2 separate regions of the Homo sapiens genome follow, and region 2 is linked to region 1. A link is a contact called in ENCODE Hi-C or POLR2A ChIA-PET data. All regions are on one chromosome and are shown on one strand. Each heading gives the region's core, a stretch centred on a gene start or an enhancer-like site at or near the end of the contact. The rest is flanking DNA. Distances are from core to core; before and after follow the strand shown.

Region 1 (2,594 bases), core at 43-2,542:
AAGCAATCCGCCCACCTTGGCCTTCCAAAGTGCTAGGATTATAGGCCTGAGTCACCGCGCCCAGCCTGTTCAAATCTGTGAGCACATAGCATGTGGTGGCTGGTGCTGCTGTACCTTGGAGGCCTCCGTGAGGATGAGCTTCGAGTCCTTCACCAGGCACTGCAGGGGCACAGTCACGTCAATCACCTTCACCTTCTCGCTCTTCCTGCTCTTGTCATTGACAAACTTCCCGTACCAGGCATTGACGATGATGAGGCCTAAGGACAGACTCCGAGTAGAGGAAGGCCTCCTCCAGGCACCTCCTTGTGTGGCTTAGAGACCCCCAGCGCCCACCCTGGACCAAGAGAGGACACATGTTCTCACCCATTCTGGACTCTTCTGCCTCAATTATCCTTCGGACAGATTCCTGCATCAGCCGGACCTGCCAGAGAACAAGGATGACACAGTCAGGGCCCTGCCAGGCCTGTTCCACCTCTGGTGAGAGGGCCACAGGCAGGCAGTCTTGTCCACGTCAACATACTTGCTCAGGGCCTGGAAAGGAAGGGAGTGGGCACCCTGACAGCTCTGCTACCCGAGTGGCTCACTCTGAAACTCCTAGACCTAGGGCAGGCAGCTCTGGGTCAGAAGGTGAGAAGCACCTGAAACGGCATGACCCTCCGGTGGCCACCGGTGGGAGCTCCCTTTCTAGGGATCATTAATGCGTGGGTGGGATTTGTTGACCCAATAAAAAAACAATGCGTTGTCAGCTTTAAAAATAAAGAGATTTCACAGGAGAAGCTGGAATCCCAGCTCCTCTTGAGAAAGGACCTGTGTTCTCCTGTGGTGCCATTCTGCTGGGCATAGCTGTGCCGCCCCCTCAGACAGGCATGTGCTCGCCAGGCCGCGCACACGGCCCATGGCCACCTGGCAGTATGCTCGCCACATACCCAGGAAGCCTGCTCCCTCCTGCTCAGTAAAAGGCAGAACACTCAGAGGGAAGAAAAAGAGGCCAATACTCACCACTTTAAAAAAGCCCTTGTTAGGCCTTTGGAGGGTAATTATCTTCAGGGCAGGGACTGCAGAGCCCAGTGTCGCATCCCACAATAAAGACTAAGTGGAGAGCCAAGTTGTTGGAGAAGAGAAGTCTGACCTCTAAGGCCCTGAGACCAACATGTGGGGTGTGGAGTGTGTCCCCTACAGCCCTCGCTTGGGAACGGTGGGGCAGCACTCACAGCGGACTCCGCCTCTTGCTTCTTCTGCAGCACATCGGTGGCGGCGCTTTCCCTCTGCTTCTCCAATTCCCTTACGCGAGAGGAACACAAGCCCCACGTTAGCGCGGCGCTGCCCAGCTTCCAGCCAACACAGCCCCTCCCGTGCTGGACCCGAGCCCAGCAAACAGTCTGTGATCTTACTGGAGTTCAGTTGTAGAACTTTAAAAAATATTCCCACGACAGTCTCAGGCAAGTCTGTTAGTCACAGGCTGGCAGCTTTCATTTTATCCTTAGATGGCTCTGCCCCACCTCCTCACCAAGCTGACGGGACACCGACTGTCAGTCTCTTTGGAAAGAAGACCCCACCACAGGAGAATTTCAGGAGATCCCACCAACCTTGTGGGATTATTATTTTTTTAATTTTAATTTTAAGATAGAGATGGGGGTCTCACTATATTGCCCAGGCTAGTCTCGAACTCCTGGGCTCAAGTGATCCTACTGTCTCGGCCTCCCGAAGTGCTAGGGTTACAGGCGTGAGTTGTTAAATAACACTTTTGGTAGGAACAACTAATACCACTTTAGACACACAGATCCGCTTTCCTGTAACAAAGTATGGGCCTTGGGGTCAGCATATGCCTGTCCTCCCTTCTGAGAGAAGGCTGGGCCAGCACATGTCTTGTTCTAAGCCTCAAGCCTCCTAGGGAATTAGGATTCTGAGTCCAAAGGCCAGACGGGCCCAGAAGAGGAGATTCATTCCTTTATCTGAGATTCTCTAAGTGCAATGCTTTACTAAATGAGATATTATAAAGTAACAAATCTATACCAGCTCTCAGTTTTCTGTAGAGATGCTTGCACTAATAATTTAGGTTTCACGGCATGCCCCAATGGATTATCTAAGAAACTGCAAAAACGTTGTGTTTCTGTGACTTTCAAGACTCTAGTTAACGCAGGCCCCTCACATACGGATCCAGAACGCATTCCTCTTAAACTCAGCGCTGGGAAAGGAGAAAGGAAAACTTCTTCTTTCTTGAGGCCATGGTTTAGAGGATCAACACTTTTTTTTTTTTTTTTTTTGAGACCGAGTCTTGCTCTGTCACCCAGGCTGGAGTGCAATGGCGCAATCTAGGCTCACTGCAACATCCACCTCCCAGGTTCAAGCAATTCTCCTGTCTCAGCCTCCCAGGTAGCTGGGATTACAGGCACGTGCCACCACGCCCGGCTAATTTTTCTATTTTTTTAGTAGAGACAGGGTTTCACCATGTTGGCCAGACTGGTCCTGAACGCCTCACCTCGGGTAATCCACCTGCCTCAGCCTTCCAAAGTGCTGGGAATACAGGCGTGAGCCACCACGCCCAGCCGAGGCCCAACACTTCTATAAACTCCAGTCCTTTCTGAGAGTAAGAT
Region 2 (2,594 bases), core at 66-2,565, 1.0 Mb after region 1:
GTCGTGCTCCCCAGGGCTGAAGGGAGATGGGTCTGCAGCCTTCACCTCACCTGCTGTGAGATGGGGGCTCCGTGACCTTATGCCCTGGGAATCTCACCAGGCTGATTCAGAGAATCCCATCCTGGTCCTTGCAGCTGTGCCCTTTGGTCAGAAGGGGGCTTCCCTTCCACCTGCAATCTGAGGAATGCTTCCTTCAGATGAAAAAAAACACACACAGAAATAAATGAAGATAGCTGATAGGAATTCCCAGGACATTCCCAGAGATCTTTCCTGTCTTTTGGAATCCCTTCTGTAATCATGAGACTATGGGTCCTGCTGCTATGAGGAAGACCAAAATAACAGTGGCTTCAATGAAAGGGAAGCTCCTTTGGCTTTCATGTCACAGTTCAGGGTTGATGTGGCAGCCCCAGGGTCAGGGATCGGCCACCCTGGCTCCCTCCGGGTGGCTGCTCCCCATTCCTAGGGCTTTGCCTTCTTTTACATGGTCCAAAATGGCTACTCCAGCTCCTGCCATTGCAACTGCATTCCAACCAGTGGAAAGAGGAGAAAATAAGGTGGAGGGTGAGTTCCTTCCCTTTAAGCCCACAACTTGCATACATCATTTCATCTCTGGTGTCGTTGGACAGAATTTTGTCATATGGTTACTCCTAGTTGCAAGAGAGTCTGGGAAGTGTCGTTTTTTGCTTTGTAGTTCCATCCTAACGTACTTTGGGGAAAGAGGTTCTGCATGTGAATCATTCAGGGCTGAGTAGAGCTGTGCTTAGCCTGGGGTGCCCCTGTGGGCTTCAGCTTTCTGGCTTATAGTGCACAGAATTGCCCATCTCAGTCCAAGGCCTGGCAATGACTGTCTGAGGCGCCGTCTGAGGCCTGGAGTTTACAGTACGCAAGTGATCTAAAGCTTAGTATGTCTCATCCTGGAAATTCCAGGGTCTGTTCCAATGCAGCTGGTCTGAGAGAGCACCAGATTTGCACCCAGTAAACCCCCATAGTGTGAGTGAGGAGCTGAAGGGGGAGTCCTCTCCTCCCAGATTAGCCACTGAGAGATGACTTTGAGTGGAGTCGACTGCTCTGCCAGGCAGGCTCTGTGCTTCTGTCCTGCCAAGCTGGCAGGAAACTTGCTCAGTGATCTTGGGCTGCTCAGAGCCACAGTGGTTCTAAACTGCCATGCCCCAAACCTTGCACCCTTGGCTCCACTGGAACCTACAGAAAGCCAGATGGAACCGTTTCCTCGGAGAAGATCCTCTCCCTCTGAGCACCCGTGGCTTTCTTCCCTGCCCATTTCCTGGCAGCCCAGGAGGGGATGGCACGCCAGGCATTTCCCAGCAAGCTGTTGGTGAGGTTGTTCCATCCGGAGTGAGTGGCGAGGGCATGACTTCTAAGCTGTGTTCACAGCCCTTCCCGTGTGGTGATCTTGTCCCAGCTCTCCCACCTGGAGGCTCCTCTTGGAGTGCCCTGGCTGGCCAGATGGCCCTGCAGCCATGAGCAAGTCCTAGGCCTTCCTGCAGGCTTCGAAGGCCCGGAAATCAGCAGGCAGCTCCCCCAGCCGCCTCGGGGTTTAGCTCCACCCTGCCTGCCAGCCCCAGAGCTCCGCTGGCATCAGGCCAGAGTACTCAGGCCTCTGGGGCAGGTGTCCTCTGCAGCACTGGGCGGGCGGCAGGAGGGCTGGCTGTGGAATCAGCAGAGCCCCAGGGCCTACGCCCACACCACACAAGTGCTCTGTGCACCTCCATGCTTCTGCACGGGCACACGACGTATCCACAGGCACGAGTGTGTGGGGATTCAGCACCTCCACCCCCACACTTCCTCCAAAAGCAACCTCACCTCCATGGCAGGTGGTGGAGGCCATAGTAAATGTGAGGCCACAAAGGCCATGTTGAAAGTGGAGGTGGAGGCCATCCTGAATGTGGGGTGGAGGCCATAGTGAGTGCAGGTGAAGGCCCTGGTGAGTTTGGTGGGGGCCCTGGTGAATTGGGTGGAGGCCATGGTGAGTTGGGTGGAGGCCCTGGTAAGTGTGAGCGGAGGCCCCGTTGAGGTGGATGGAGGCCCTGGTGACTGCAGGTGGAGGCCATGGTGACTGTGAGGGTGGAGGCCATGGTGATTGTGAAGGTGGAGGCTATGGTGAGTTGGGTGGAGGCCCTGCCCTGGTGAGTTGGATGGAGGCCATAGTGAGTGTGGTTGGAGGCCACGGTGAGTTGGGTGGAGGCCCTGGTGAGTTGGGTGGAGGCCACGGTGAGTTGGGTGGAGGCCCTGGTAAGTTGGATGGAGGCCATAGTGAGTGTGGTTGGAGGCCCTGGTGAGTTGGGTGGAGGCCCTGGTGAGTGTGACTGGAGGCCCTGTTGAGGCGGATGGAGGCCCTGGTGACTGAGGGTGGAGGCCATGGTGACTGTGAGGGTGAGGGCCCTGGTGAGTGGTTGGAGGCCATGGTAACTGTGAAGGTGGAGGCTGTGGTGAGTTGGGTGGAGGCCCTGGTGAGTTGGGTGGAGGCTCTGGTGGGTTGGGAGGAGGTCCTGGTGAGTGTGAGCAGAGGCCCTGGTGAGGTAGAGGCCCTGGTGACTGAGGGTGGAGGCCATGGTGACTGTGAGGGTGAAAGTCAT

What was found. Hi-C counts contacts between places; a loop is a spot of excess contacts on that map. ChIA-PET counts read pairs that join two places held with the same protein, here RNA polymerase II (POLR2A). Pooled maps may share reads with other maps.
Region 2: a loop to region 1 is called in a map of IMR-90, with 16 times the contacts of the local background. The contact joins two enhancer-like sites. A Hi-C loop is called at or near these places in 1 of 168 maps with a recorded cell type or tissue (IMR-90) and 2 of 50 pooled maps. POLR2A ChIA-PET finds 5 or more read pairs at or near these places in 2 of 52 experiments (GM10248 and WTC11).

What each region holds. Positions count from the first base shown.
Region 1 is chr1:6,637,084-6,639,677 of GRCh38, forward strand. DNAJC11 (DnaJ heat shock protein family (Hsp40) member C11) reads right to left here. Exons shown (of 16, transcript NM_018198.4): 12 at 1,212-1,281; 13 at 364-421; 14 at 115-257. Among named protein-coding and RNA genes, the nearest start is that of THAP3, 14 kb to the left of the region's middle. Within about 2 kb of position 1,293, at least 10 of the 41 ENCODE cell types and tissues checked have a DNase peak (open chromatin) inside an H3K27ac peak, as active enhancers do.
Region 2 is chr1:7,644,108-7,646,701 of GRCh38, forward strand. The region is part of intron 7 of CAMTA1 (calmodulin binding transcription activator 1); the gene reads left to right. Among named protein-coding and RNA genes, the nearest start is that of VAMP3, 130 kb to the right of the region's middle. RefSeq lists an enhancer at 1-204. Within about 2 kb of position 1,316, at least 7 of the 41 ENCODE cell types and tissues checked have a DNase peak (open chromatin) inside an H3K27ac peak, as active enhancers do.